Linked DNA regions of Homo sapiens: region 2 is linked to region 1. A link is a contact called in ENCODE Hi-C data. All regions are on one chromosome and are shown on one strand. Each heading gives the region's core, a stretch centred on a gene start or an enhancer-like site at or near the end of the contact. The rest is flanking DNA. Distances are from core to core; before and after follow the strand shown. Region 1 overlaps MYO5B (myosin VB). Region 2 overlaps MYO5B (myosin VB).

Region 1 (3,697 bases), core at 989-3,488:
GGGTGTCCAGGTTCTTGGCGTCTTGAACAAAGAATTGGACAAAACGCACAAAGCAAGGAAGGAATGAAGGGATTTATTGAAAATGAAAGTACACGCCACAGTGTGGGAGCAGGCGGAATGTGTTTTACATATTCATTTACAAGTTGTTACATATTCTGGTTATTAATCTTTTATCAGAAATATGATTTGCAAATATTTCCTCACGTTCTGTAGGTTGACTACAATGATATATTTTAAGTAAACTTCTTAGACCCACTGTTCACCTTTGTTTGGTGGGGAAAAAATATTCTTTTGCTTTAGTTTTCTTGGTCTCGCTCTCCAAAATAAACATAAATAACCTCAAAGCTGCAATAATTATTTGGAGGCTACCCATCTCTTCTCTAGCCAGTATCGAAAGGTTTCACAGAAAATGGAGGGGGAGAAATCAGGAATTGCATTAACCCTTCAGCCTGTGACAGTGTCTCAGCCCTGGACAGCCCAGAAGATCCCTGGACATGCCTTCTTCAGGGAGGACATGCATGGCTAGCCACAGTGTTCTCAAACCTTGCAGATCATCGGAAGCTGTTGGCTTCACCCTGGAGTCTCCCAGCCTCCTAGGAAAGCCTCATAGCTCAAGAGGGCTCTAAAGCCAGGCTCCACCTTCCCGAATTGTTCTGAGGTGGCCCTTTGGAGTGTGCCTGGAGCCTGACACCACTGTGTGCTTCCAAGGCTCAGATGAAGTTCCATGTTCTCTCTGTCCATGCCAGTACTCCCACACTATGTGGCAGTCCAGGTCTCACTAACGCAGGCCTCTATAGCAACTGTTTCAGTACTGAGTGAGTGGTTAAGTTAAATATTAAAAGCTAAAAAAGTCAGTGCCCTCATACAAAGGCTGGAATGTAACAAGAGCCCACCAAGAGTCTTGCCTAGGCCCTTCCTGGGCCTTAAAGCATGACAAAATAAGGAATGAATTCTTAACAGGACCCGTTTAAGATTAAACAAGTTTTATTGTGGGTCTGAAGAAACTCCCCAGGCCTCTAGAAACAAGTTTATTGGGGGGCCTGAAGGAACTCCCCAAACCTCCGTGATTTAGCAGGAGACAAGATAAGGGTAATCACCCCAGCACCCGGACCCATTTAGATTAAGTAAATTTACTGAGGCTCCAGAGGAAAGTCTTCAAGACTCAGATCTTAGTTATAGATTAGAAGTTAATCACTTATGTCTTTGGATGAATGCACACTTACATGTAGACATACAGCTTAGAAGGTATATAAGCTCTGAAAAACTTTGTAATTTTGAGTTGGGCTGGCGATAATTTCCAGGCCTTCTCCCTGTAACTGGTTGCAGAAAGTAAAAACTCTTTTCCTCCCCAGCTCATCTGCATCTTGTTATTGGGCCACGAGAATAAGCAGCCCGACCCTCAGTTTGGTTTGGGAACACTATGGCCTCATTGTCTTTTAAAAGCCTACAACACATACAATTTCTATTCCTTGGGGAGGCTCTCATGTACTAGTTTCCTGTCATCTGCCCAGTAGCTCTTCTGGGCAGGGACTGTGACTTGCTCATCTTTACAGCCTTCATAGTTTGGGACAGTTGGCTGTTAGGTTGGGAGAGGATCGCCATACAGTGGATGTTTTCCTGTCCTGCATTGGAGTTTCAGGCCTGAAGACGAGCTGGGAATTGGAGCATTTGGCAAACTGAGTGGATTTAGGTCCTCAAGAAGAATAACTGACCTTCGCCTTGGGGTGTGAACAGTGCCTGGGATTGTGTTCTGTCTAAAAAAACTAGTCCTGGGTGGGGGCATCTAGGCACAGAGAAGCACCTGAGCGGAATGCAGGCCCCACCATTCCAAGGTACAGCCAGCATCCCGAGGTTGTTCAGTAAAGAGATCAGAAGGGTTGGCCTCTCTGACAGACCCAGGGTGGCCTTGTGAGATTTTATAGGCTTCAAGATGGAAAGGGACCTTGAAAGGATGTCTGGATCATTTCTCTGACCTCAATGCATGATGGCCCTGCTTTTAAAGGCTTCTCCAGGGAGAATTTCTCCATGTTATATTTTCTGTGTGACTTCTAATAATCATTCCCTGGAAGCTATCGTCTGTATCTAATCTGTAGTCCATCTTTTCAGTCTACCAAAGGCAGAATGCTGGAGAGTGAGCTTTATAAATTGGAAAGACCAGGCTGAGCTAGGAGATTTTAGTTCCTTTGACCTGTGCCAGGGGAACGTAGAGTTTCCCAATCTTCAAAGCATCTCACTGCCTCTCTGTTCTCTCTCCAGGTCATGGAGTGAGAGATTCAAGGAGGTTGATCATTAACTTAGTGACTAATTGACTTTTTATTGCAGTTTCACTTTCCAACGGACACTACCTTATTTGTAGAGGCATCTGTGTCCCTTACTACACTCTGAAGTTAAGGTAGAATGAGAAGGAAATTGTATACTTTTCGACTATGAAAATAGAAATGGAAACAGTGTGATCATTGTGCCATCGAGAGACCAGATGCCACATTTCAGCATCGATTCTTACTCTATGTTTTGACCTTCCTCCGGCCCAAGGATTCTGGTTTAAATATTTTCAACACTGATTTTACAAGAGAAATTCAGTTCTCTTTAGCATATAAATTTCTTTGTGACACTTTAATGTTGTGAACTATAAATTGATTCATTGTGTTTATTTTAAAAAGTCTTCTCTGTTGATGGGAGGAATTACTATAAATATAATTCCATTGTAAAGGAAAAGTTACCCAATCTCCCCAACTGTGGCTTTCTGAGGTCTGTCATTTTAGATGTTTCCCCAAGCTGCCCGAGCCCCTCATTCATTTCTGGGCCTCCGGCATTTAAGTAATTATGCTAGATGGCACAGGAATTGTTACCAGATAATATCTTAGAAATAGGAAAATTACAAGCTAATTTCAGTCCATCTCAAATTAATGAGAATGTTCTTTGTGGAGTGCTACCAGTGTAAACCTTTAGAAAATGACAAGTCTGAGATATTTAAATCCTCTGTGGAGCTTAGCACAGCTCTGCCAGCACACCCAATTGCTATTATCTGGCCAATTGCTGGGGTGGCTCTTTTATCTCCCACCTAGGTTTTATTAATTCAATTTCCTCTGGGGCTTGGCTGCCATCAGCAGCTTCTCTCAGGGTGGAGGATCGGGGAAGGCAGTAAGGTTCTAAGGGACATAGCTCAGTCTTTAAGACTATCATCTGGGCTGGAAGGGCCCCAATTCAAGGCAGTGACTGGCAGACACAGTGCTTCTCCTGCTTGGTCTGGAGTGCACAGGGGTGGCCTCCTTCATCCCAGCATACACTTTACATCTTTGATCTTGTTTTTTCAACCTAGAATTATTTCTCACACGTGGGCATGGCCAAAGGCTGTGCTTTAATGTGGTTTGTCTCCAAGCAGTTGACTCATTTAATCTCTAAATGATTTCCTACTCCTCCTGATGGGGGAGGTGAGCACCAGGGTGGGAGAAGCCTGATGTATTCTGGGCACCGGCCCGGCCCCTTTGGGTATCTGATGCCTCTATCTGTGGTGTTCCCTCTGCACAGGTGCTATCTCTCCACCACCACCATCCTCAGCCCCCATCAGGGCCAGCTGCAACATTTCTCTCTGGGGTGGTACTGAGGGACTATGCTCTATTTGGAAGGGCTTGCATGACACTTTGTATGTATGACACTGAGAAAATTTAGTTGTACTGAAGAATGGAAAGGGTAGAGA
Region 2 (3,385 bases), core at 303-2,802, 130 kb before region 1:
CTCATTGTGGTTTTGATTTGCATTTCGCTAATCCGTGATGTTGAGCCTTTTTTATGTTTGTTGGCTGCATAAATATGTCTTCTTTTGAGAAGTACCATATCATTTTCCCAGTTTTCGATGGAGTTGTCTGTTTTTTTTTCTTGTAAATTTAAGTTTCTTGTAGATTCTGGATATTAGACCTTTGTCAGATGGGTAGATTGCAAAAATTTTCTCCCATTCTGTAGGTGAGGCATTTTTATAGTTATTTTTTCTTTTTAATATGTGTCAATCAATATGCCTAGGACTTACAGAGAAGATGGCCCCATACAGGAATATGATGGTCCAGGACTCAGGGATACCTGGCTGGTGCCTCACTAAGTACCCCTCTTCCCTGTGACCTTCTTTTTCCCTTCCATGTAGCTTTATCAAGGTACAGTTGACAAAATTGGCACTTAAGGTGTACAACTTGATGCTTTGATGTACATATACATTGCGGAATGATTATCATCAAGCTAATTCACATACTCGTCATCTATCACCTCACATAGTTACCATTTTGGGGGATTTGTTTTGTGGTGAGAACACTTAAGGTCTACCCTCTTAGCAAACTTCAACTATACAGTATGCTATTGTGAACTATTGTCCCCATGCTGTAGGTTAGATCCACGGAGCTTATTCATCTTGTAACTGATTGTTCAATACCTCCCCATTTCCCTTCCCCGGACCTGTGGTCTTCTTAAGGAACAATTGCCAAATAGTAACTGAAGTTCTAGGTTTTCATTGGCCCAAGCCCTGTCCCTCCCAAAGCAGAGTTCTGGGTGGGAAACTGCAGTTTCGGGTGATGCTGCTGGCTCCAGCTCTCCCTCAGCCACTTCCGCATCTAGGGGTCTTGCCATGCTCTGATTGATTGTTCCTTGCAAAGCAAAGACAAGAAGAAGAGAGCAGAGAAAGAGCCCAGTGCTTTAGGAGGAATCTTCAGCTCTGGTTTGGTTTGCTGATCCCTAGACCTGGAAAAGAGAGGGGAGATGCATGCATAGTATGTGGCTTTTGGCCCCCAGTGACTGTGCCTGAGCAACAGCTAGTACCAGGTAATGTCTTGGACCCTGACCAGTCAGTACGATGTGCTTTGGGGAAAGAGGAGAGAAGTAGAAAGTGGGGAGGGTGGTAGGCAGAGGGGTAAAACTTCCCTTCCCTCCATACCATGCAGGCCGTTTCTCACTTGAATATAGTTGAAGCATAATTCTGTGCACTAGTTGAGGTCTTCCTGTGGTCAGTGGGTCTGTTGACTTGCAGTAATAGATGCTTCACAGATACCAAAGGAAGCTGGGAGTCTTGTGTCTGAAAAGGTTATTCTCTCAAGCTTTTGCTGGTGCAACACAACCAGCATCATATGTTCCTGCCTTCAGTGTGACAGCTCAGGAGGAAACAAGATCCTGATTTAGCAGAAGCAGATGTCTCATAAAATACTTTAACCATGACAAAGTGAAACTGTGAATTAGTCATTTAAGTATTTACTCTAGTGAATATCCAAACAGATGTGCTCATGTAGAAAAGAAAATAAGCTCCTTCCTTCTGTCATTGGACCAATGTGCATGTGACTTTATAGTGTTCTTCCGGTTTCTAGCCAGGTTGTTGCTGAAATATCTTGGCTGTGTATCTTGGATCTGAGCTTGGAAGGCACCTATAGTGATGTGGGAGGTAAATCTCTGAAGGTTGCTTTAGGACACTGAGAATCTGTGTGTAGACTGTGGAGCCCTGGTCCTATGTCCAGTGTCCTGAACTGGCCCAGTGAACCCATGGCAGGCACACACGGGCCCTAGTAAATAGTAGTCTATATTTAGCCCTTTTGGTGGAGGATAAAGTTTATATATCTAATGTCAGGTGCCCATTGGCATCAACGAAGCCAGTTGGCTTTACAGGGGGAACATAAGTACAAGATACCGTGTATTTCTCAGCTAACTATTCTGCAAATTCATGTAAAGATGGTTGCTGAAATTATGTGGAACTTCATCCCCACCACTTAAAAGCAGCTCAAAGCTCCAGTCCTTGCCATATGTTTCCTGGGGGCCCAAATCACCCCTAATTGAGAATGTCTCACTTAGAGTAAGATCCTTGTGTTCTGTGGTGGCCTGTTGGTAGTAGAACCCCAAGAATCAACTACGTTTTACTTACAAGGCTGGCTGACTGGCTGGCTTTGCATCTAAGCCAGGCTTTTGGGAGTGGAAGGAACCATGGCATCTTGTTAGACTTCTGTTCCTCCTGTTCCCTAAGTCTCTACTGTGTGTCCCACTGTTGCTAAGTATCCTTGAAGCACAGTCTTCCTGTGTCACTTATCCACTCTGGAACATCAAACAGCTGCCTGTGTTGAGAAGCCTCCATGATCCTGTCCCACTCTACCTGTCCAAACCTACTTCTCATTATTGCTTGACATGCCTTTTTTGTTTCAGGTGTTTTGGGTTTTATTGTATCAGTTGTTCTTATTCTGAACAGTAGGTACAAAAGATATGAACACTGTTGTGTCTTAGGTTGGAAATGTGCATCCTCAGACTTTAAGAAACTCCAGATTGAGACAAGCTTGGATGCGGATTGAATTCATGGTCAGAAGATGAATTAAATGGAAAGAAAAAAAGGCAACTTGTGCTTGAAGCCTCTAAGCAGTTGCTGAGACTCATTCAGCTCTTGTAGTTGTGCTTGGATCATTCATATAAAGGCCGTTTTAATCTGTTCTTCAGATTCATTCAGGGGAGTATAAAGGTTTACAACTTTGACAGTGGGGCTGGGTGTTGACAGAGGTGACTAGGAAGCTGGTGGCCTTGGCATCCTTAGGGTTTTCTTCTGGGATTACAGGAGCTGGACTGCAAGGATCAGAGGTTCCATCATCTGAACTGCTGTCCTTTGGTGAAGGTTTCTTTCCCAGCTGCTCAGTTGACCACTGTTGGTACCTGGATTGCTTATGCTCCAAGAGCATGTATTGGAGTCATTACATTGATGATACAGAGGAGCTTACTACATTGTCCATGTTATCTATGTTATTTCATTTCTGTTTCTAAGACTTTCTTTTTCTTCTGCATAAATCCTACCATCTCTGCAAGCCTTTCCCAGTTAATCCAGTCCCCATGCCACTGTGCTTCCAATCTGTACCACACAGTTGGACATTTACCTTTTCAAAGCTAAGTTGTAGTTTGTAAGCTACTTGAAGTTAAGGCAGTCTATTTCCTTGTTGTGTATTTGCTTCCTCACAGCCAGCCTAGTAACCAGTAGATATTTTGGTATTGATTTTGATGGGACTCTTTAGGACATCTAATATGAATGTTATAACTTCATTGGAATCCATAGAACATGGCAACTAAGTTTGGAGCCTGTAACTCCAAAGCAACGATTGCTAGTTTACACCTTGCCCCTTAAA

Evidence for each region. Hi-C counts contacts between places; a loop is a spot of excess contacts on that map. Pooled maps may share reads with other maps.
Region 2: a map with no recorded cell type shows a loop between it and region 1 (6-fold over the local background). The contact joins two enhancer-like sites. A Hi-C loop is called at or near these places in 4 of 37 single-sample maps with no recorded cell type and 3 of 50 pooled maps.

What each region holds. Positions count from the first base shown.
Region 1 is chr18:49,965,930-49,969,626 of GRCh38, reverse strand. The region is part of intron 10 of MYO5B (myosin VB); the gene reads left to right. Among named protein-coding and RNA genes, the nearest start is that of SNHG22, 150 kb to the right of the region's middle. Within about 2 kb of position 2,238, at least 2 of the 41 ENCODE cell types and tissues checked have a DNase peak (open chromatin) inside an H3K27ac peak, as active enhancers do.
Region 2 is chr18:50,098,303-50,101,687 of GRCh38, reverse strand. All of the region lies in intron 1 of MYO5B (myosin VB), which reads left to right. Among named protein-coding and RNA genes, the nearest start is that of MIR4320, 27 kb to the left of the region's middle. RefSeq lists enhancers at 1,196-1,345, 695-1,894. Within about 2 kb of position 1,552, at least 3 of the 41 ENCODE cell types and tissues checked have a DNase peak (open chromatin) inside an H3K27ac peak, as active enhancers do.